3 separate regions of the Mus musculus genome follow, and all the other regions are linked to region 1. A link is a loop called in an ENCODE intact Hi-C map of the cell type or tissue named here. Cell type or tissue: left cerebral cortex. All regions are shown on one strand. Links, peaks and the distances in the headings refer to the core of each region. The heading gives the core; the rest is flanking DNA.

What was found. Peaks named below come from ENCODE experiments on the same cell type or tissue, not always from the same donor. Only the 100,000 strongest peaks of a DNase experiment are listed, where the experiment ranks them.
Region 2: it touches region 1 in a loop (2.3-fold over the local background); 4 of 42 quality-filtered maps call a loop at or near these places.
Region 3: a loop joins it to region 1, with 4 times the contacts of the local background. A loop is called at or near these places in 2 of 42 quality-filtered maps.

What each region holds. Positions count from the first base shown.
Region 1 is chr11:17,077,909-17,086,272 of GRCm38, forward strand. Cnrip1 (cannabinoid receptor interacting protein 1) reads left to right here. Exons shown (of 3, transcript NM_029861.3): 3 at 492-1,464. The coding sequence ends at 656. Among named protein-coding and RNA genes, the nearest start is that of Cnrip1, 30 kb to the left of the region's middle. In left cerebral cortex, for the core only: a CTCF peak has its summit at 5,217; DNase peaks (open chromatin) are centred at 4,700, 5,222, 5,776 and 6,150.
Region 2 is chr11:17,184,466-17,192,829 of GRCm38, forward strand. The region is part of intron 2 of Ppp3r1 (protein phosphatase 3, regulatory subunit B, alpha isoform (calcineurin B, type I)); the gene reads left to right. Among named protein-coding and RNA genes, the nearest start is that of Pno1, 23 kb to the right of the region's middle. In left cerebral cortex, for the core only: a CTCF peak has its summit at 7,854; a DNase peak (open chromatin) is centred at 3,368.
Region 3 is chr11:17,252,936-17,261,299 of GRCm38, forward strand. C1d (C1D nuclear receptor co-repressor) reads left to right here and starts at 4,612. Exons shown (of 5, transcript NM_020558.4): 1 at 4,612-4,723. In left cerebral cortex, for the core only: no CTCF peak of the experiment used is centred there; DNase peaks (open chromatin) are centred at 4,062, 4,680, 5,166 and 6,428; H3K4me3 peaks cover 1,967 bases; H3K27ac peaks cover 976 bases.

The DNA.
Region 1 (8,364 bases), core at 240-8,239:
GTGTTTTTTAACCATAGAGTAAGCAAGAAAGTTTTTACAATCTTTTAGAAGTTATCAGCAAGAATTCGCTGTAGTCAGAGAGCTAGAAGGCCAGAGACTACCAGTCTTTAAAGAAAAGTCTGACATTGTGCCCCACCCATTTCAAACTCATTCCAGGTCCAGAGGACTCCCGGCACTTCACTTTCCAATTCCCTTCTGTGGCAAGGAGAATTTTAGAAAAATCACTGAAATTGTGAGAGTCTAAGGTTGGCTTTTCAGAAACCTAAACTTGGAAAGTAAGAAAACTTAATAAAACAGTTCAACGCCAGAGATCTTGGAAAAAATATCTCCAGTATAGGAATGTAGTGCATAAAAGGAAATGTGTGAGCTTTGCAGACTATGAGAGACATGGCTTCTGAGTCCTGATTACCGGGGGCTGTGTCGCTGATTTTAACAGGCATCCACTTGCTTGTGGCAGGATGCAGTTTTTATGATTGCCTCTCTTTCCTCAGTTCACAGACATTGGGACCTTCGAGACAGTGTGGCAAGTCAAATTCTACAATTACCACAAGCGAGACCATTGCCAGTGGGGAAGTCCTTTCTCTGTCATTGAGTATGAATGCAAGCCCAATGAGACCCGCAGCCTCATGTGGGTGAATAAGGAGTCCTTCCTCTGAAAATGATTCCTTCTGATGTTGCAAGACAATCTCCAGAAACTGACCTTTAGACAAACCAGCACAAGCCTTAACCAAGGCACACCACACCATGGCTGTTTCCCAATGACCTCCTACCCCCAGTTACTGTGAAAGTGTGACTCCCCTCTGATGCAGTACCCATGACATCACATGTAATGTCACATTCCTGAAAGCTCTCCTTTTGCTATTGTATGCTGGTGTTCCTGCATCTATCCTGTCTGCCAGTGTGACAGGAGCTCAGTGGAAGTAGCAGGTTTGTCCTACACCAAAGTTCCACAGAGAGACCGTGGTGTTTTGTTTTCAAGATAAATAATTTCTCCCTTTTGTGTTCATTGTTAAATTAAGATAACAATGTGCTGGAGTCCCTCATGTGTGACTTGTAACATGTAGCATGCAATGTGTGTGAGCATCCAAAGGTGACTTTGTGAAAAAAAATGTAACAACATGGTCTGCAGTAAATGGGACCCAAATGTTGTGCTTCCTATTAACAGCTCGGCTGTTTCAGAGAAAGGAAGATAATGAAGGAATAAAAAGATGAATATATAAGTAAGTATTTATAATGTATTAATAGTATTTCAAGTAGCAAGGCATTTTGCTGTGGTCTAGTAGAAATAGGGAAAAGACATTGTTGTGGAATTGGACCTGTGGCTCATCCCTTTGGCAAGCTACCATAGACTTTAAACAAACATAAAGGTGGCACTAATACATACCCTTTAACTTGAACTTTGTACAACCGTGTATGGAATGGTAATCAACTTTTGATATTTCTTAATAAAGACATTGGAAATGATGCCCCGACTTGAACTCTGAATTGTGCAACAGCTGTCTAGCAGGCCAATCTCTTTTCTTAGACAGTGCACTCAAATCTCTATGCTGAAGGGTAAGAGCAGTATACTGAAAGTAAAGCTAATATTCCTATCGCCGGCCTGCAGCAAGGCCCAACAATGGCCGCAAGAGTCTAAGCATCAACAGAGGAAGAGAAGGAGGAGAGAGTTAGGGGCTTTTGGAATGGGGATAGCATAAGGGCAAAATGTAACTGCTAGAGTTTCCTGATATCATGGTGGATCCATCAGGATTGGCCACCAGAGGAATCAGGTTTAATGGGGCTTACAAGATAAGGTTTTAGTTGTTGCACCCAGAGACTGAGTTACCATTGTTTCTGAACTAAGTTTGTGTGGTGTTTTTCTTCTCGAGGGATTCAACTGGGTTGCAGAGAGATAGGCACAGCCAAAAAGCGTAAGTTCATCTGATGTGCACGACAAAGGCTGTGGGAGCTTAGAAGCATGGGGTTGGCGTGGTAGTGACCTGCCAGGAGGAACCTACTGAGCTGGGTGGAGAGATTTTGGAGTTCTGAGTCAGAGTCTCCATGAGATAGCAACAGGTCAGCCATTGCCCGCCAGTGCATGGCTGGCCAGTCCCACGGGGCAGAGTTGCGGGACTCAAGTGCAGGAACATACTGATTCTTTTTTAATATTTCCCACAACAGGTGGCAAACCAACGAGTTGGGCACGAATCCACTAGAGATTAGTAGTCTGAGAGTTAAAGTTTTGTTTTCTAAGTGAGAGGAAGGTAGTGCTGGAGGAGTCACTGACTTAAACTCAGGAATTGCAACAACAAAAGTCCTGAGGTCCCCTGCTTTGAGAAACTGCAGGCTGCTCTGAGTTAGAAGAATGAAGTTGCTACTTTTTAGGGCAGAGATGGATTGAACTGTGATTTGGGATTATTGGCTTTTAGGAAAGATTTCTATACAGTTTCTGTCAGAATCACAGGGGGATTTTTGCCCGAGGTTCCGAACTAGGATAGGGAAAATTAGTCACAGACTCCAGAGTAGAGAGGCAGTGATAATATTGTCTGCTATGTACAGGTATTATTTTATTGTCTGTTGCTCCAAGTAGAGAGATCAACAGATAGATATTATACAGGTACTAATAAAATATGTCAGTGGCTCCAAGCAGAGAGCCAAACAGATAAATGGTATAACAAGATGGCTGCTCTAGGCAGAGAGCCGAACAGTAAGGTAGAATGAAGATTGCTTTATATACCTCACAGGATGCTCAAATTCTGTCTAATGTGGGCTCCATGGGAATCTCAGGTTTTATTTCCTGCTTGATAAAATAGATAAAGCCTAATAATAGGCACATACAGTATTTTAGTTTACTTCATTTGTTTTGGATTGTTTTAACTTTCAAAATGGGTATGGTTTTGAGTTTTGTGTTTCTATTATTCCTCTGGGAGAGAGGTCTAAATAAAGGGTTTTCGGAATACTGGCCCAAGGATAAGCTGATTTGGGAAAAAGGTTTTGTCTTTGCATTTTTAGAAAAGGTGTCTATCCACTTTCCAGAGTTGTAGGGATCATATATGTCGAATACACCTTCCAGAGTTATAGGGATCATATATGACAAAGTGAGGCCCCCAGAGGATTAGAGTCCAGAGAATCATTAAAAAAAATTTATCTTGATGATAGTAAGATTTTCTTTTGAGACTTCTATATTACAGAATATACAGCCTTGGTGAGTCTCCTTGTGAGACATGCTGAACTGACCTGCTTGAACTTCTGATGTCCTGGACTTTCAGCTGGATCCAGTCAAGACACAGACATCAAAGACTAAATCAATCGTTGGTGTGGCCTTTTTCCTACCCTTCAAAATATCTCAACACCCATATTGAGCTTGAAGAAGTTATGAAGAGCTGTTGACCCATTTCCCTGGGCTTTGGGGCCAGAGGGGGTTATTATAGGTTGTCTTTCTGGGGAATGTAGAAATGGTCATAATTGGAACACGGAGGAATAGCTAGACTTGATTGCATAGCCATAATCTCATTTGGTAGAAACATTTTTAATTGTTACTAGGTTGATGTCATACTTTCTTATTTTGGTACAGAATTGTTTTGATGCAAAATCAAGGTTTTCATTTTTATAAATTCCTTCTATTGATACAAAAATTTTAAACTACAGGACTTAGACCCAGTCCTTCTATAACTGTTATTATAAAAAGATCTGAAATGTTTACGTCTGTGAGTTAAGGGCCAAATAACAAATTCATGACTCTGAGTTTATAGTTAGGGTGTTTTCAGATATTTTAATTAGAAATAGCTGATAGTAGTAACAGAGAACAGTCCAGATTAGTTTACATAGATACTTAGTTTTCAAAAACGTCAGAAATCCATAGAATGTGGCACGTGATATTATTTAATGCTTCATGACTTCCTGACTTACTGGGGCTGTATAGATAGGCAACTGTCTCTACAGTTTATCTCAGCTCTGGAAGCTGTGTTAGGCTTCCTATATATTTTCAGTTAATGTTGGTCATTTTCAGATTTCTGAAGGGGTTGAAAAACTACTTATTGTCTCATCGCCAGCCCAGGCTATTTAACATTGAGAGAATAGATCTGAGAGGATGGTTTTCAGATGGCATACAATCTAAAGCCAGGACATAAGTCAAGGTACAATCATAAGTCTTTTAATTTAGGAGAGATGACAATGTCCTATCTTAATGACATAAATGAGGGACTGGGTGTTAGGTCTATCTTATACTTTATAAACTACAAAATGGTAATAGTTGTTCTCTGTTTGTATTTGAGAGAAAGGTTTTGTTTTTTATTAGAAAAGAAAGGGGGAAGTGTTGTGGGTGGGCCTGGTGCTGTTTGTATTTATATGCTAATTCTGCTCTCCTGGGAGGGGTTGAAGACAAGGAGTGAGTCACATATCCAGATGACTTCTTGTGAACCAATCCCCTAATGAATAAAGAAGCCAATCGCTGGGTGAGTAGGCTGGAATTCTAGGTTGGACAGAGGAAGAGGAGGAGGAGGAGAGAGAGGCTTTTGGAACGGGATAGCATAAAGACAAGATGTACCTGCCAGAGTTTCCTGGTACTATGATGGATCCGTCAAGATTTGCCACCAGAGGAATCAGATTTAATAGGACTTACAAGATAAGGTTTTAGTTGTTGCGCCCAGAGATTGAGTTACTGTTGTTTCTGAGGAAAAAAAAAAGTGTCTACACATCTACTAAGCAATCAGCATAAGTTTGTCATTATCTTTGTTCCTTACTTTGTGACAACTGCTCCACTGGTGAGATAATGAACACAATAGCAAGAGGGCCTCATACGGGAGCAGACAAGTACACCACCAGCAGTCAGACTTCATTGCCTGCTCACAGGGCTTCAAGGAACGTGGCACAAAGCCTATACTGCACATGATTCCATAAGAAGGAATTTCCTCCTAAAAAATAATATCCTGCCTTCTATATTATCACTTACTTGAACATGAAACACCCTACTATGTTGGGGAAAACTCAGCTTGAGATTTTGTTTCCTTTCGTATGAGAGTATGGTGGTCCCCACCTGCAATCCCAGAACACGGGAGGATGAAGCAAGAGGATCGTAAGTTCAAGGCAGCCTGTGCCATATAGCCAGAGCCTGTCCCAAAACACCAAGAGCACACAAGGTTAATGGAAGTATTTATAAAGGGTTGATTTATTACAGAACTAAATTTGGAAGCCTTTCTTTCACCAGTAAATAGCTAGCCTGCAATGAGTCTATGCTGCCACCAGGGAACAGCAATTCCCCAGCTTGGGACTAATAAAGAGCTCAATGTATTTCTCAGTTAGCACGTTCAACTATAATAGCAACTACTACATTTGCCAAGTGAAAGCACAAGCCTGTTTCTAATTATCATATTTTAAAAGTCTAACTTCAGTTATTGGCCAGACATTGACCTATTTATAAAGGTGGGGTTTTCTCTGGAATGTGAAGCAACCTGAAGGCAATAAAAGGGGCAAAATGGAAATCTTTATAAATATTTGATTTATAAATTTTTATAAATAAATATTATAAAATTAAAATTTATAAATATTATATTAATATTATAAATATTATAAAAATAAATCTTTGTAAATCTTTGATTTATAAATGTTGTGTTTGTGAAACAGTAGTGTCCAGCCTGTAAGTGATCGCAGAGCTTTGGAGTTTGTTTGGAGCTTGTATGTAGTATCATGATGCTTGCAATAATATGTGCTTTCTGAGGGAAGAGGCTTCACTGCCAATTGGAAGCCAGTCAACCCAGGACTGGAGGAAATGTGGCAAGTCTAACCACATATGCCTCACACAGAGGTGCTGAAAGAGCCTGGGTAAAAAGCCAGGGCGTGAGCCCCACTAAGACCCCTTCTGAGCTCACGGTCACCTCAGTTTAATCTAGTCTAGAGTTTTATCAAAATCATTTAAAAATCTATGACTTGAACCTCTCTTTGTTTTTAAAGTGGTGTGTGTGTGTGTGTGTGTGTGTGTGTGTGTGTGTGTGTGATTCCTGCAGGTCCAGAGACAAGGTAGACTCAGAAAGGTGGATGAGTGGTGTAAATGAAGCAATAGGAAATCTTAACAGTTCATCTGCCCTGCTGAATGAGTGCTCCTGGCATCTCCTGTTCTACTTAGTATTGGACTCCAGCCCAGTCTCTCTGGCTACTTTTCTCTGGTTCTCCTCCTACTCCAAAATATAAGTGCTCAGCTATATCAAGTAGCTGAGTCGTAACTTTGTCCCTCAACCACCTGGGAGAGTTATTTTTATACAAGTTGTAGTCACTCTTTTCACTTCCAGCCTCAGATGGCTGTCTCCCTAGAAGCCTGAGGAATGAGGCCATCCTTTTAATTGGGGTGATGATGAAAGTACTCTGAAGCAAGGGCAAGGGTAGGAATGCATGGGATTTATGCTCATTTCCTGAGAAGCCATCTATCCAGCCATGTAAAGTGCACAGGTCACACATGGGAACACAAAACATGACAAAAAGAAAGATTCTGCCACAGATGTGGCACAATCTGTTCACTACAGACTGTTCCCTGTAATGGCCTTTGACTCTGAGGTTAGACACAGTTCGGCCATGTGCACTGATCCAGTTTCTGGCTCTTAGGAAATTAAAAACAGAACAAGTAGAGGAAAGAGGACAATCTATAGAGATTAGTTACAGGCAGAATATTTTTCTTTTTTACAGAGAAGAAGACAAATATCACAGTAAGTCAAAATGCGTACTAGTAATGTCCATTTACAGTAGAGATGTAAATTTCTCTGAAATCGAGGAGTAGCTACAGATACCAAATAAAAACTGATGTACATGGTTCAGATTCATTTAAGGACCCTGACCCACTGTTTTCATGAATGTATCGTGCATGGTTCAGTGCTTGGGAGCTCAGATTCTGGAACCAAATACCTCATTTAAGTCCTCATTCAGGGCTGGAGAAAGGAAGTGCAGATTGCCCTGCCTCCACGGCCCAGTGCTGCAATGGGAGGTGTCAACACCACACCGACAAGACCCCATTCTTTGATAAAATACAAAATCAGGACAGAATCAGAGCATTTCAATTCAGTAAAAGTCAAGAATCATGTCAAATGTTCTCTGTACTATTTCTTTCAATCACCTTATCCTTGTGAGACGGGCTGTGTACATCCTGTTTCCATTTCTCACAGAAAAATAGACTAAAAAACAAGATGCAAAGTTTATTTTGTTACAAGAAGCCCCTTTATTGGACTTTAATTTTGCCATTTGTGAGTTGGTAAAAAAAAATTAATAATAATAATAATACCTACCTCACACACTGGTTAAGAGAAAGCCTCTCTTCTCCCCCTTTCGCCCCCCTTGATAAGCAGAGTTTGTTTAAAATATGTTCTTATATATCCACACCCCTGCACTGTTTTGGAAAAAAACTGTTAGGTTGGCTTTGCTTAGGTCTGTTTTACCTTAGTAGATCATCTGATGCTCCCAAAGAAATTGTGTGTGTGTGTGTGTGTGTGTGTGTGTGTGTGTGTGTGTGTGTGTTACAACACCTATAACATGATGATTTCTGCCAAGAACAGAAGCATTCTTTTCCTGGGAGTTCATTTAATATACTACAACTGTCCCTTATATATACATAGGATATTTTCTAAGACCCCCTAGTAAATATCCAAAAACTTGGATAGCACCAAAACCTATACATTCTATTTGCTTGTTATAGCTAATTTATGTAATAAAGTTTAATTTACGAGTTAGGTACAAAAAGAGATTAATAACATCAATGATAATATAGCGTAATTGTAAATGCAGAACAGAACCTAATATCATAAGAGAGATTACATCAAACCGCTCAGAACTGCCTGAAATTTAAAATGTATGAACTGTTTATTTCTGGAGTTGCCTCTTTGATCTTTTTGGGCCACCACTGACCATGGACAAATGGTGCTATAAAGGAGAGCAAAAGTTTGGATAAACTGACACCACTATACTTCTTATAGCAAATTACACTGCAACAGTCTTTTTAAGTAAGAGCTACCATGAATTAAATGTTTTATTTAAGAAATAAGGCACCTAATCTTCTGGCTCCCAACAAATGAAAATGTTTGGTTCTGCACTAGAATTTCTGGGTACTCCAGATGGGCACAGTAGCCCCAGCTTCCTTGAATGCTGTAAGCCCAGCAGTTTTGCAGTTGGCATACAGCCTGTCCCTGCTAACAATGCCCTGCCAAGAAATTGTGACATTTAAGATGTCACATTTAAGGTTGTCAAATGGTTGAGTGAAGAAATGTCCAAATTTGAGTTTATCCACAGGTTTGATTCTGTTGTTTTATTTCCTTGACATGCTATCAGCCTCTCTCCATCTAACGTCTGCTTTTCTCACTCTCACAGCAGCTTCCACATCTCAGTGACTCACTAAAATTTACTGACTCG
Region 2 (8,364 bases), core at 284-8,283, 110 kb after region 1:
TATTACTTGATAATTTTGAAGTATCTAAGAATTTTAATCTAGAAATACCAAAAGCCCGTGTGAATACTTGTAAATTTACGATTCAAAACTAAAATCTGGCCATTTTATTTTTGTTAATTTCATTTGTGCCTAGGTCTCTGTGTGCAAGTGTTAGACCAGAAGAGGCTGGTCCCCTGAATCTGGAGTTAGATGCAGTTGTTAGCTACCTGGGTGTGGGTACTAGAATCTGGCTAGGTACTCTGCAAGAGCAGGGAGTGCGCTGAGCCATCTCTTAGGCCCTAAAGAGTCTTAAAACTACCAAGGCTTCATGTTTAAGAAAATAGACTGCTGAAATGTTCATGACTATCCATGTTATAATATACCACTTTAGTCTTTCACATGTTGGTAGTAACTTTCTTTTCTTCTGTACATTTGATAGTTGATCTGTTTGGTGCAGAATATTAAACTGCTGGTCTATAAGGAATTTGTTTTTATTGATGTATATTATACTCTTTGTGTGTAGATAGTGACAGATTTGCAGACATCTATTTCATTCCAGCGTATAAGGTGCTGTATTCATATCCCCCCATTATTTTCTCCTCTCCCACGGTCTATCTTGCTTGTACTTTCCTGTCATACATAAATTCAAAACTGAGAGGAAACATGGCACTTTTCTTGTTCTCAGTTTCAGTTATTTTGCTTACTATTGTAATTTCATTCTTTCATAAGAGTCCTATGGGGCTATGCTTGGGTGGCATAGCTGGGTCACATTGATATCCACAGTGGCTTTACTAATAGACATTCCCATGAGCAGTGTAGAAAAGCCCCACCCCCACCCCAAGTTGTTGCCAGCATTTGATTTGTTTTTATGACAGTCATTCTGACTGGTGTGAGTCGGGAGTTCCCTCATGGTTAAGGGTGCTGAATAGTTTTTTCTTGTTTGTGTGTGTGTTTGTGTGTGTGAGTTTCACTTCATCTTTTGAAACGTGTTTTCATCTCATTTACCTACTTATTATTTGTTCAATATTTGTATTTGGCATTTTGTTTTTTGAGTTCTTCATCTTAGATATTTATTTTCTATCAGATAAATATATCTATAGCTATTTATCTATAGATCTGAATCTAGCAAAGCTTTTTATCTATGTTTGCTGTTCAGAGTGTTTGAAATAATTTTTTGTTTGTTTTGAGATAGGTTTCTCTGTATAGCCTTGGCTGTCCTGGAACTCACTTGATAAGGCTTCAACAAAGAGATTCTGTCTGTCTCTGCCTCCCGAGTGCTGAGATTGAAGGCTTGTAGTACCATCACCACCTGGCCTTGAAATAGTTCTTTAGTTCCAGTTTTTCTTCTGGTAATCATGTTTCATAACTATAACCTCAAACAGAATGGACAGTTTTAGGAAAATTCATATTTATTGTATAAATTGTAACCCATTTTTGGTTAATAATTTGAGATATCTTACTGTTCTAGTATCACAGCAGATTCCACTTTGGAAAAGTAAATGCTTAGTTAGCTACAGAATAAATCAAATTGAACAATAGCAATAGCATTTTGAATTCCTCCCCACCAAACTCATCCAGATATCATTAGTGACTAGAGCAGAGACAATACGCCAGACTTGGAGCATTTGTAGATTTTGTAGACAGAGACAAGTCTTGTTGGTTTTCTATTTGTTTACTTATTTCATGTGTGGGTGTGTCTGCACACCCCAGCCAGTGTCTCTGTCTACCCACATGTCAGAGGGTCGGGTCAGGCAATCATTGTTCCCCTTCCTTGTGTGTCCCAGGGAGAGAACTCAGGCTTTTGTCTTTACCTGCCAAGCCATCTTTATTTCACAGTCAGAAGGATTCCAAAAGGACTTAGTGACTTTATATTTTATTGGCAAAATACAGGTTTTGTGTTTTTCTAAATTTTCTAGGCCTGACTTAACTGTTAGATATCATGAAGATTCATTTAATCAAGAAAGTGCTTTAAAAAAAAAAAAGATGCGGTTTCTTAGGTTGTAAATTTCTTATTTGAAATAGTTTTCTGTATGTCTTATTTTTGAACATGCAGCCTTTTCTTTGCTATGTATGCCTTTATTGTATTTAGTAAATTCCAGGATCCAGTACCCCCAGAAATATCTCTTGGTGTAGCACTGGGACACTTTTGATAAATTTACCAGGAGCTGTTGCCCTTGGAGACATGGTTGTTTTGGTCTGCTTGGGATAAAAAGCCAGCCAGGCTTTGGGTATTCCTCACAAGACGGGGTGACAGTTATGGGGAAGTCTGAGCATGCCTGAGGCTTCCCCGCTGGAATTTTGAGTCCCTCTGCTTTCTCCTATGAGAGGTTATGTAGGCGAGGGGTTGATGTGCAGTCAGGTTTACAAGAGCATTCACAGCTCTTAAGCACGGGTAGTGCGTGCTTCAGCTGGGACAGACTGACTGCTGCATCTCAGCATCCGTTGTAGCTTAACATTTCTAATATCAGCACAGTATGTATTGACTTGGGAAGATCTATTGATAATTTTTTTTTTTTAACATAGCAAATTTTTTTTCGAAGCCATGGTGGTTTGGGATCTAAAGTAGAAATATTCCCTCAAAGAGAGTTCTTCTTAGAAGACTTATGTGCCTGATTAAAATTCCTTACAAGTTCCATACAGTGTCTTATATCCTCATTACCCCTCCAACTCCTTCCATGTTCCCTAACACATCTTAACTCCTGACTTCACATCTTCCTTTTAAAATGAATATTTTTAATCTACCAGGTCCATTTGTAACACCCATATGTATGTAGGTGTTAGTTCATAACAGGGCCATGGAGAACCTACCAGTACCGGCCAGCAACAGCTTCAGCTAAGGGTGGGGCCTCACAAGTTGTCTCCCCCACCCCCACCATGCTGCAACTTTTAACTGGTTTGATCTTGAAGTTGGAATTTTTTTTCCAAAATCCAAATTATGTTGAATAGTCAGAGAATCCTTTTGAGAGTGGAGAGAACTTTGAATTGTGAACATTTATTTGGCTAATGTAAAAGGAGGTCATGCCTACCAGCCATTACAAAGCATGGTAACAAGGACAGCCTCCTGTATTCCCTTGAAAGCCACGATCAGGTCTGTTCCTGTCGTTAAGTAAGCACACTGTTTTAAAAGATTTACATATAAATTAATCATAAAGGAATCAGAGTAGAAAAGCAATCCGGAAGGTTTGGGGCTTTTAACACAGGGAGGTGGCACATATTGTAGGTGAGAAATAGGACTGTACAAATTTTCCCTCCTTGTATGTTTGCTCGTGTGTGTACAAACCCAAGGAAAAATGCATGAATCAGTTCTTAACCATGTAGGTTCTAGGGATGAAACTTATGGCTTGGCTGCAAACACCCCCACCACTGAGCCAGCTTGCCAGCCCAAACCTGTGGTTATTTAACACAGAAAGTGGGTGGGAGCACCCGGTAGGGATCTTGTCAGAGAAGTCGGGGAACTCCTTGCTGTGGTGTCTTTTCTAATTGATGACATCACCTGCTTCAGGCTCTCTTAGATTTTTGTCTCTCAGGAATTCCCATAGAAAGACTAATAACTAAGTACTTATAATAGCATATGGTTTCTCCATTTATGTCCAGCTTCATAGGATGCCCATTACATATTATTTTAATTTTATGTAACCTTGGCTAGCCTGAAATGCACTATCTGGACCAGGCTGGCCTCAGACTCACAGTACCTGGTACCTGTTAATTATTTTATGAGGACAGAACTGTAGCTTTACACTTAGAAAAGATAATGAAAGTATTAGGCTTAAAGCTCCAGTTAGTTTTGAAAATTGATCTCATACTGAGCTATTCATTCATTTAGCCACTAATGAAGAGATTAAAGATCATAGGCACAATGAAAATTCTATGTAATGAGGACAAATTTTGCAAATAATTTAAGTATTTGTTCAATAAAATTATTCTGTGGTTACTATGAAATTAGCAGGAATACACTAAGTAGGAGTAATTATTTCTAATGGGATTTTCTTCCTTTAAGGCAGTGGTTTTCAGTTTGCAACAATCCAAGAGAAGGTTTCAAGGGGGAAACAACATTTTAAGACACATTGTTTGCTGTGGGAATGCAGCTTAAAATCTACTGATGGAGTTCAGTAGAACACTGAGTACAGAGGTAGAGCTGCAAACATAGAAGAGTTCTTTTGAACTGAAATAGACAGGAATAAAACATAAGGGTAAAGTGTGTTGCAAAGAGATTTGTGAAAACTAGAACTGAAAGATACCTGTGATAGTTTAGTGAGCTCTTAAACATTCCCAGTGCTGATGTAAAACACCTGGTTTATGCATTCAATCACAGCATTTTGGAGGCAGAGACGGGTAGATCTCTTGAGTTCAAGGCCAGCTCAGGGTATGTACTGAGAACTTGTCTGAAAAAATAAAGAAGACAGTGACCCTTTATTCGTGCTGGAGGGACGGCTGAGCAGTTAAGAGCGAGTACTGTTGTTGAGGAAGACTGGAGTTGATTGATGCCCAGCATCTAAACCAGGCAGGTCACAATTGCCTTTAATTCCAGCTCTGGGGGCTCTAACCCCTCACCTCTGACCTCCTAACCTCTGACCTCCTGGGGCATTTAACACAAATGAACACTTACTTGGAGAAATGGAAAGGAGAGAGAGGGAAGACAAGTTGTTACCAGTTTTTAAGTTTAAACCTTGGTCTTAAAGTTGTTAAATACACCAGAAGAAGGGCAGCAGTAATGGACTCCATAAGACACAGTGTGTCAAGGGAAAGGAGACCATGGCAAACAGGACAGTGGTGATCTCAATATGTTGGAGTTTAAGTGAAAGAGAGCTTCCCTTTAAAGCCTTCAGAGGAACTTGATAGAGTGAGGGAGAGTGGAAAGGAAGGAGTGGGGGGACAAGGGGACAGAGGACAAACCTAAGATGCAGAGGGGGGTGTCTCTGAATAATCTGGACAAGCCTGGAGGAGCCAGGGCCTGCTTAGGACCACATATGGGGTTGCTGCTCCCAGGAGAGAGGGAGGGAGGGGGGGGCCTGCTCTCAGGCTGTGCCATTTGCCCTTCTACAAATGACTACTGTGTTTCACAAAAGTGAAATCAAGATCGCCCATTTATTATGTATTATTCTGCCAAACCAAACCTTTGTGTTCTGTCTTAAATAAGCCTTATTGCTGCATACATAAGTGCCTCTTTTGCGTTTCTTTCTTTAGGCCCTAGTTGAATTGGCAATCAGCTTTCAAGCCTGTACTTCAATTAGGATGGGGTTGAACAACCAGTTTCTTAGAAGGAGTAGAAGTAGGTGAGGAAAAAGAAAACAAGGCTGGGTAGACTGAGGCAAAGCCGTATTGTATTCACACGTACACACACACACACACACACACACACACCAAGTCACTTGTAGGCTAACAGCTACACCAGTAGATAAATGCAATTATGTGAAATCAACAGTGTTAGGAGAGTAAATTATCAGGAAACTAAAAACACAGGACACAAGTCAGAACAAGGTAATAATATCACAACCTAAGTACTGTCTAGTGCAAGCCAGAGATCAGAAGGTGAAGTGTGTGTGCACTTGGGCTAGTATTTGTCTTGATTCAGGGGCTAATGAGTAGAGAGGGAAATCCCTTTGCAGATGGACATTTCTTGTTTCTAACAAAACCCGAGATCCCTGAAGTTCTTTCACAGACCAAGGGTCTAGATCCGATGGAGGACGTTTCCAGCAGGGTTTCTGTTCATTGAATAGCGGTGGTATCAGATCCCATCTCCCCGGAAGCTCCCACAAAGACGATCTAATGCTGTCTGTCTGTGAGATTTTTCTTTTCCTCGGGGTTTCTAGAGAAGAAGGGAGGAGAGATTGAGGAGGGGAAGCCAGAGAACCGACAGCAGAGCTGGAGTCCTCAGAACTCACTCAGTCCAGCTCCAGGAGTGGCTCTAAGAGTCACTTCCTGCTCCTCAGTGTTTCTTTTCTTTTCAAGTTCGAAACTTGGCTAACAACACGAATTGCTTTTAAATTCCTAATGTATTTCTTAGGTTGCTTTTAACGTCCTATTAGACTGGCTGTTTCCATTTTCCGATTGCCTACGGTTGAAACTTGTAGTATATAAAAACGTGAATGAGTAAACCATACAGGGATATTAACTATTCCCCGTTTCCCTAAATGCTTGCTGCTTTCCAGGTAGAATGATACTTTAAAATATAAAATCAGCTACTAATTAGCTTTTCCCCAGCAAATGCTTCCTATCCTCGAGTTCTGGTTCCCATTTTAGTCTTTTCCCCACCTTGTTTCCTGAAAATTGTGGCCTTTTATGTAGCTGATGGGATTTGTTTGGATTGGATTTCTGTGCTGCTATAGTAGTTTCCTTGCTTCCACCCTGGGATATTTTGATCCTCTATGCTGTATTGAAAGTTTTATCTCACAATTTTGGGATATCATGAGATAATCATAAGATAGCCTGTAAGTGTGTCTTCCTGGGGCACACATGAACTTTTTTACAATTTAGGAGGGAAATATATTGCCTTAAGGCTTCTCTCTGAGACCATTCAATGAGTATCATGTTCAAAGAAAAACCAAAAAACCTGTTTAGAACAACACAGGGGAGTGTTAACCATAGAGAAAGCCCGAGCCACAGGGAGAACTCCTCACTTACCTTCCAAAGCAGAGAGACCGCTGGTTGCATGGCAGTGCTAACTAGTGAGTGATTTCCTGAAAGTAGATAATCCTTTGAGTCTGAAGTTGGGTTGCAAAAACACTCATGTAGGTAGGGCTGGTTGGTGGTGATGCATAATTTTAGTCCCAGCACTTGGGAGGCAGAGGCAGGTGGCTATGAGTTTGGAAACAACCTGGTCTACAAAGTAAGTTCTAGAATATCCAGGAATACATAGAGAAACCCTGTTTTTTGTCTTTTGGGGGTTTTGCAGTTATTGATGTTTTTTTGGGGGGGGGTGAATGAGACAGAAACAAGCCCTTTACACCTTCCTCCCTCCCCCCACCTCTATGTATGTATGTAAATCATCGCTCTGACTCCAAAGGGAATATAGTTTATTCTCTATACAAACACAACTGACTGTAGTTCAGTAACCAAGAATTAGGTTATACCAAGTAACACATTGACTATTCTTTTCTTCATAGCTGCAAAGGAAATAAAGTTAGAAAATTAATGTATTTTACCAAATATATTGATGAGGATCTGTGGTAGATGGGTTACAGTAAAATAGGGAAACCATTGCTATAGGTCTTAGGTGCTGTCTGTTGACATCTCTAGCTTTTGGGTTTCTGGAAGCCAGTGGTCTACTGAGTTAATATGCTGCAAGTCTGATGGTCAGTAGGGTGTTAGGTCAGGGACAGAGATAGATGTTAAGTGGTTTTTAAGGAAACTTAAGGTCTAAGATAGTTTAGACTATATCTGGAATATACTAAAAGTATATAATCATGAAGTTTTAATCAGTTGCTTTTAAGAAATCTTTAGCATAAGTGTGGCATTTGTTTAGGTCGCTTCAGTTCACCATAATTTATATTTAATAGATAAGCTATTTAAAAAGAAATCTGCACTCAGGAGGCAGAGCCAAACAGATCTCTGAGCTCAAGGCTATATAGTGAAACCTTGTCTCAGAAGAACAACATCTTTCTGTTTTGAAAGAAAATTTAATGTCTTCATAGCTATTCTTTTAAAAGGTGGCAGAATTACATCCCCACAGTTTGTTTTTTTTTAATTAATATGTTTAATTAATTTAATGTGTTTTTAAAGGCGGAATAGAATCTTTGAAAGGTAGTATCAGATAAGCAAATACATGCTTCAGTACTTATGCAAAGTAGCGACCTGTGGCTGTACTAAGTACTGAAGGGTAGTGAAAGGATCCAGGTTTGAAGTCCTGTTTAATGTGTTACTTTGCAGCGTGCTTCCTCCTCTGAGGCAGTAGGAGGCAGTGCTTAGATGCCTGCTTCCTTGTAGCTGGTGGTCACACTCCCTTGCTCAGTGCCTTAAGAGAACTACATTTCCTGTTTAGCTTTTCAAGTTTGTGTTCTCTGATCTTCAAAAGTTCTTTTTCTCTTTTGTCCTCCTCCCCTAGGCACTGTTCATGGTTTTGCTTTCCAAGCTGGCTTTAAATATTCTAGGTAATTAGGGCAGGTGCCATGCTTTTGAAATGAGTTTTCCGACTTCCCTTAGATAAGTAGTGTATACATCAACACACACTCTGTTAATACTCTGAAGAATGCTAGACAATGCAGTCCGCTGTAGTTCCCAGCTGCCATTGTGAACGGCCTGTTCTGCAGTGTGCTCTGCTGCAGGGGCGTTGGGCATAGTTTACCAGATTACATGATGTGTTCTGCTATCACAAAGCAAGCTTGGAGAGTTAGGTGATTTGACTCAGCTATCGACATATCTATGTTCTGAGCATTTTTTAAAGATACA
Region 3 (8,364 bases), core at 44-8,043, 170 kb after region 1:
GAATGAACTACAATCTAGAAATGGATGGCACATCTGTGATCCAGATCTTGAGTTTGGAAACACAGACTTTTGATCTAGGTCTTGAGGCATACTGTCCATGAAATTCTTAGGCCCAGGCAAGGTGGTACATGCCTTTAATCCCAGGAGATAGAGGCAAGCAGATCCCCGAGTTCAAGGCCATCCTGGGACAGAGCAAGTTTCAAGGAACACACCTTTAATCTGGCCCATACCTTCGGCTGGAGGACTACACAAGAAGGAAAGCTTGCTTCTTTCTTGGCCTGCTTGTAGTTATTTCCAGCACATCTGTTGAAACTTACTTCGTCAGGATTCCAGGGTATACAGAAGATGAGCTGAAATACCCAGCCTCGTGGGACTTCCCATTCACCGCTGCCCATCGTTGGGTTAGTTGGATTGCAACCTGTAAATCATTCCAGTAATTTCCTTTAATATATAGAGACATTTCATAAGTTGTGTGACTCTAGAGAACCTAAGACAGTCTCCCCCGTTATTTGGTGCTTTCATTTATATCACCTTCATATATGTCTATATTTTAGGAAGCTTTTACTGATTCAGTTTCCATGTTACCTCTCAAATGGCCCTCAGTTTTGGCTTTCTCACCCACATTCCCTCATGCATTCTCATCTTCCTCTCCCCACTTTTATCTTCCTATCCCAGCCCCAACCCCACCTGTAACTATCTGTTCTCTTTTTTTTACCTAATGAGATCTAGGAGGAGGAGCTAGCTGAGAGTTCTATATCTTGATCTGAACGCTGCTAGAGGAAGACTGGCTCCCAGGCAGCTAGGTGAAGGGTCTTAAAGCTCACCCCCATAGAGATACATTTCCTCCAACAAGGCCACAACTGCTCCAACAAGGCCATACCTCCTAATAGGACCAAAAATATTCAATCCACCACACCTACCCTCTAGTTCTATGGATTGTAGTTTTGTTACATACCAATATCTACATCTAATACATGACATATTTGTCTTTCTGGGTCTGGAATACCTAACCCAGGATGATTTTCTCTAGTTCTATTTACCTGCGAATTTCATGATTTCATTTTTTTAACAGCTGAGTAAAACTCTATTGTGTAAATGTACCACATTTTCTTATCCATTCTTCTGTTGAAAGATATCCAGATTGTTTCCAATATTTGGCTTTTATGAATTGAGTAGCAATGAACATGGTTTAGCAAGTGTCTCTGTGGTAGCATGAAGCGTCCTTTGCATGTACATCCAAGAGTGGTGTGAAGGTTATTCTTGGTTGTCAACTTGACTACGTCTAGAATTAACTAAAGCCCAAATGACTAGGCATACCTGTGATTTTTTTTTCCCTTTTGGTTTTCTTTGAGACAGGGATTCTTCGTGTAGCTCTGGTTATCCTGGAACCCATTCTCTAGACCAGGCTGACCTCAAACTCAGAGATCGGCCTGCCTCTGCCTCTGAAATGCTAGGATTACACTACTTGCCTGAATTGTTTTAGTAATTAAATCATTTGGAGTGAGACGATCCACCTTTAATCTGGACCACACCTGCTGAGAAGTTTTTGATATTTGCCTCATTGCTCTTGCCATTGCTACCAGGACTATTCCTTACTGGCATTAGAGCCCACATCTTCAGGATTTCAGCATTCTGAAGACCAGTTGAGACATGTACTGGATTCTTGCCTGAACCTTCCATTCATAGGCAGATATTGTTGGATTAGTTGGACCACAGCCTGAAAGTCATTCTAAAAAATAATAGTCTTCTATCTATCTATCTATCTATCTATCTATCTATCTATCTATCTATCTATCTATCAACTTTGGGCTTGGCATGGACTTTTGAAACAACCACAAGCCAAAGTACAATATTTACTGGAATTGTGCATTTAATCAAAATACAGGAGCTTTACAAAATGTCATGCTAATAGTAACAGTTTGAGATAATTTAATGCTAGGAAATTGTGACTCCAGCAATGTGTAAAATCTGTAATTAGCACACACCTTTGATCCCAGGACTCAGGAGGCAGAGGCAGGCAGATCTGAGTTTGAGGCTAGCCTGGTCTACAGAGTGAGTTCCAGGACAGCCAGGGTTGCACAGAGAAACCCTGTCTCAACTCTCTTCATCCCCAAATCTGTAATTGATTATCATCCACAAGAATACCCCCAAGTAATTCAGTGGTAATTAAATGAAATTTAGTAACTTTAAAAGTTAATATTAAATGATCGATGTTGTTGGAACTGACAACGGACTGCATAGATGTTGATGATGAATACTGAAGATATAGTGTTATATCATCTTAGATGAACGTTTAATTTGAGGGACCCATGAGATGACTCAGCTGGGTAAGGTGTCTATCACTAAGCCTGAAGACTAGATTTCCATTGCTGAGACTCAAATGGTAGAAATGCCTTGTATTGAAACAGCTTTAAAGTATTTTATCCTACCAGTGTTGCTGTGTTATGTGGTTTATTACAGCGTGACAACAGAACATTTTATATACTAACCTCTGCAAACTGCAAAGCAAAGTAGAAGCAAATCATGACCACATTAAGAACTTTAAGAATCGCAGGATGATTGCTTAAAGTGACTTCACAGGCATGTAGTATTTCATGTTTGCTACTATTGAGTGATATGTAGTTTTTGTACTGTTTGATCCTGTTACAACAATTGAATGTGATTTATGTATACTAAAAATTATCATTTAAAGAACTAGGGACTGCAGATGGCACAGTGGTTAACAGGGCTTTCTGCTCTTTCTGTGATTGAGGTTCTGTCTCCATCACCCTTTTCAGGCAGCTCATGGCCCCCTGTAGTTTTAGCTCCAGGGGATCCAGTTCTCTTTATTGGCCTTTGTAGGGCATGTTCACATGCACTTGCAGGCATACACACAGAGATTTAAAAAATAAATAAAAAACGTAAGTTACGCCGGGCGTGGTGGCACACGCCTTTAATCCCAGCACTCGGGAGGCAGAGGCAGGCGAATTTCTGAGTTTGAGGCCAGCCTGGTCTACAAAGTGAGTTCCAGGACAGCCAGGGCTACACAGAGAAACCCTGTCTCAAAAAAACCAAAAAAAAAAAAAAAAAAAAAAAGCGAAAAACGTAAGTTAGGAATGGTGGCACAGTTTGGAAGAAGCAGAAAGAGAAGGAGAAGGAGGAGAAGGAGAAGGAGAAGGAAGAAGAAGAACAACAACAAACATCATACATACATACATATTAAAAAAAAAAAAACCTTGTTAGTGTTTTAGGGCTTCTATTGTGGCAGGGAAACACCATAACCAAAAAGCAAGTTGGGGAAGGAAGGGGTTAGGGCTTACTCTTCCATATTACCGCTCTTGCCTAAGGAAGTAAAGGCAGGGACTCAAACAGGACAGGAACCTGGAGGCAGGAGCTCATGGCTTGCCCAACCTACTTTCTTATGACAGCCTAGGACCACCAGTCCAGGATGGCACCATGCATAATTGGCTGGGCCCTCCCCTGTCAATCACTAATGATATGCCTTGCAGGACTGCCTACAACCTGACCTTATGGGGCATTTTCTTAATTGAGATTCCTTCCACTCAGGAGACCTGTGCCAAGTTGACATAAAACTATCGAACACAGTTAGGAATGATGGCACGGCCTGTAACCCTAGTACTGATAATCCTGAATTCAAGGTCAGCTATATCACACAGTGAGACCCATTCAAAAACAAAAACAACACAAAATATGAACTTGTACTTTTCATATCTTCACACCCTCATTTAATTTTTGAAACTATTTTTCATAACTATCACCTAACCAGGTATCGGGCACTATATTAGGGAAGCCCCTCCAAAGATTAATCTGAGGTGCACAGTTTGGTCCGGAGGGACCCAACTTCCATCAAAGCAAAGAAATGGACAAAGGTGTAAGGAACATTCAGTTTGAAGAAGCCTAATCTAGACAAAATGCCAGGGCCTTCGACTCCAATCTTGCCACCTTGGCGGGAGACCTTTAAGTTCTTTGCCTAGCATGGCTGTCCACTCTGAGAGGCTCTACCAACAGCTGATTGAGAAAGAGGCAGATACTTACACCCAACCATTGTCGGACTGAGGTTAGAGACCCCTACGGTTGGATTAGAGGAAGGGTTGAAGGAGCTGAAGGGGAGGGTGACCCCATAGGAAGATCAGCAGTCTCAACCAACCCGGACCCCGGGGGGCTCCCAGAGGCTGAGCCAACAACCAGGCAGCATACATGGGCTGAGCCAAGTGCCACCCATTCCCCAGCCTCCTGGGACCTATGTAGCAGAGGTCTGCTTAGTCTGGCTTCAGTTGGAGAAGATGGGTCCAATTCCCAAGGGTCTTGAGGCCCCAATAATGGGGGATGGGGAGATAGATGATGGGGAGCAGAATGGTGTGAGGAACTGGGTGGGGGACCGGGAGGGGGGTAACGCCTGGAATGTAAATAAATAGTTAATTAAAAAATGTGTCAAAAAGAGAAAGAGAGAGAGGGGGGAGGGAGGGAGGGAGGAAGGAAGGAAGGAAGGAAAGAAGGAAAGAAAGAAAGACAGACAGACAGACAGAAGAAAGAAAGAAAGACAGACAGACAGACAGACAGACCACTGCACTTAGCTCCTGGATGGACAGAGGCGGGGCAAGCCTCGGGACTGAAGTGCGCACGCGCACGACCGGGAGAGACGCACGGGCGGCAGGCAGAAGCCGTGTCATGGCGTCATCATCGTGCGACCTATTTCCCGGAGACAGGCGTCCACGGTATTGAGGTATTGTGCAGAACCGCGTTCGGGTGCTTGTCGTGCTCCCGTCACAGTCTCTTTTCCCGCACCCCGGGATCACGTCCGTCCTGTGGCCGACTGGGAGGAGCCGAGCGGGACTGCTCGCTTCTAGCGTAGTCCCTGCAGTGGCGGCTCTCGGGCTTTGCTTTGGCCTTTAGTTTCTCTGTCAATACCGTCTTCATTTCGCTGCCACTGTTAACGTTGCCTTTCAGAGGTTGAAAAGCGACAAGTAAAACACCCAACGCCATCAGCTTCTAGCTGATTCCAAATCTAAACGGAGACAAAATGGAAGGTGGAAAAAGTAACTTTGCGTGCAGCCCTTCCTGTTCCGCCCAAGGTCGGAATGCTTGCGGTGGCAGTGTTAGCCCTTTTGAAACAAGGGTTTCCTTAATTTTACTTTTTCTTTTCCGAGACACAGTTTCTCAGTATAGCCCTGGCTGTCCTGGAACTCGATCTGTAGAACAGGCTGGCCTCGAACTCCGAGATCAGCCTCCCTCTCTTAGGTGTTAGGATTAAAGGCGTGGGAAACCGGGCCGGGCCGGCAGCTTTCTGCTGTAGCGGATTGTATTAAGAGGAATTTTTCAGTGTCATCTGGGAAAATTTCATCGTGGCTCAAATTTCTGTTGGAAGATAGCGTTAATGACTTAAAATGTGTTGACTACAATTTAGTTTTGGCTTGGAAAAGGTGTATTTGCCCTGGTGAGATGTCTGTGGTGTAATTATTAACCTGTTTGGACTAAGAGTAGACAGAACTAAGTATCAACGTTAGTTTTTATTTATAAATGACAGCTATCCTTATTGAACTTTAGAAAACTACTTCTGGATGGTGGAATTGATAGACTGAATTGTTTTGTTACAAGATAAGATGACAGTGTGAACAGTTTTTGTTGTTTTCTAGTAATAGAAGTGAAATTCCCAAATCAGAGATGTTGTGGATGCTTTCCGGTACCTATAGGGATGCAGTTTTCTCTTGTTTTTAACTTTGAAAAGTTCTATGGGTAAACAGTAGCACTTGTTTGCAAGCATTTGACTCTTCATGTATGGCTCTGAATAGTCTACAGTGGATTACCTCTTTGTTATTTCCACTTTCTTAAATAATAACTAATATTATGAACTAGTACTTTGAGCATTCTACTAATGGAGTATAGCTTTAAGAGTTTTATTGATATTTATTTTGTCTACATCACAACCTTATGTATTATTATTACTTTAGAGGTAATTGTAAAAACAAGCCCCACATTTTTGAGAAGATAGTTTTTGCTGCTTTCTTTCTTTCATTTTGAAAACATGTTGAAGTAAGCATTAAATTAGAAGTTGATTCTGGTGTGGCTCCAGTCTTAACAGGTCCTTGTAATTTATGTACTTTAAAATGTTTCTATTTATTCATGTGTTTGTGCTCATGTCTCTTTCTGTGTATTTGTCACATGTGTGTGGGTGTCAGCAGAGGCCAGAGGACCCAGTGGAGCTGGACTTACAGATGGTTGTGAGCTGCCCAAACTGGCTGCTGGAAACCAAGCTTGGGTTCTCTGGAAGATGAGAAGTGCTCTTAACTGCTGAGCCATCTCTCCAGCCTTGTAATTTATATAATTTTTATTGCTAGACTTTTGCACATGTATTTTTGTGTGTTTATGTGTGGTTTCATGCAGGTGTGTGTTCTCATGTGAGTGTATGTGCTTATGTGTGTACGTAGAAGCCCAGCGATGCTGTTTTTCTCTATTGTTCTCCACTTTGTTTATTGAGGCAGGGTTTCTTATTGAAGCTGGGAGTCATTGACTCCAGCCAGTCCAGCTAGACTGCTAGGGGATTCCATGTTTTGGTACCCTCCACACACAGGAGATCTGAATTCCAGTCTTCAAGCTTGGTGATGGTGGTGGTGGTGGTGGTGGTGGTGGTGGTGGTGGTGGTGGTGTGTGTGTGAGCGCGAGTACTCATGAGCTTTATCCACTTAGCCATTTAACTTCTGTGATGTGCTTTTAGAGGTTAGCACACTTTAGAAAAGGAAGCTTAATGTGTTCTCAGATTTTACTGAAGATTACAGGTAACATCAGAATCGTTGCTTGGCCAAGACAGTAGTATTGAAAATTTACATATAAATTTCACTATAGTTTTCTAAGGTAATGCTGTGTAAAACATAATTATAAGAATAGAATTATGGTGCAGAACCTGCACACACTTTTGAGAGATGCAGCTTCTGTTGCCATGGATACTAAAAGAATGACAAATTGGTGGAGCTGACATGTATAGAATAAAGGAAGTACTAGTCATGGAGTGTGACTGTTGTCTCTACAGGCTGTCCATCATGGTGATACCTTTCCATGTCCTTGGACAATGAATGCACCGTGCAAAACCAGTTTAGTGTGGGAAAAATTAGATGCTTTTGTCTTTTAAAGGTGCATATGTGTATATATACATATTGGTGTATTATATAACGTTCATCGTACGCGTGCACGTGTACATGTGCACATGTGTAGAGGACAACCTGAAGGATTGACTCCTTCCACCGTGAGGATCCTGGGGATCGGATCTAACTCAGGCTGTGAAACTTGGCTGCAAGTGACTTTACCCACTGAGCTATGTCACAGTACAGATGACACATTTATTCCACCTGTGTTCACATCTGAGAGAGGTGGTGTGTGCATACCTTGTCTCACCTGTTTAGGAACATTTTGGATTTGGGGATTTTTCCAAATTTGGCAAACACAGTGATTTTTGTAATATGTATGAGATGTTGCAGTGACTGTCACAAGTTTGTATACATTTGATTTCTGTTTGATTTGCCCTGTGCACATAGCCTATGCACATTTTATATTAATTTTTTTGTCTTTGAATATAGTATACAAAATATACAATTTTTTGAAGAATTTTGTGCATAAAAAAAGAAAAGTCATTATAGCGATTTACTAAGTTTCCTATGAAAGCTCTCTAAGAAAAGAGGGAAATCAGAATGAATGAAAAAGGGGGATAAGAGAAAATTCTTCTTCACACTCTTCTCTTTGTCCTCAGTACTTTTACATCTCTCAGAGTACATGATCACATGGTGAAAGTTCATCACAAATTCACACATAGAATTCAAATCATAAATTGAAATAGAAGTTTACAACAGAGAATGTTTACATGCATATCCATTAGGAGTAATAATCAGGCTAAACTCCTCACCTGTCACAGATCCACAGGTCCACTGACAGTTAAAAAGCATAATTAAGTTGTTAGTGAAGTTTTGTATAGATAAACCCAGTCAATATTTTATTTTCAGTCCTAGTACCTATAATAAATAGTTCATTTTTGATGAAAAAAAAAAGAAAAATTATGTTTCCGAGAAGTAAATGTACTGATTTTGAAGTGGAATATGAAATTCAGAAAAAGGCTTAATTAAATCAAACTGCTGATGGTGAAGAGGGCCTGTTGGTGGCCACCTCTGCTTGTATTCGATGCTGTTTGACACATGAAAAGTGGGACCTCGTTCTTGCGGTTTCTTTGGTGAAGTTGAGTACTTTTATGTTTATTAGTTACTTGGATTCTTTTGTCAGTGGCCGGCTTCTGTTTTTGGGGGGAGTTAAGTGTAGTTTCTGCGTGTTTGTTAAATTGATTCAAAGAGACTCTGTTTTCCTTTGTGTGGCAGGTATACTCTA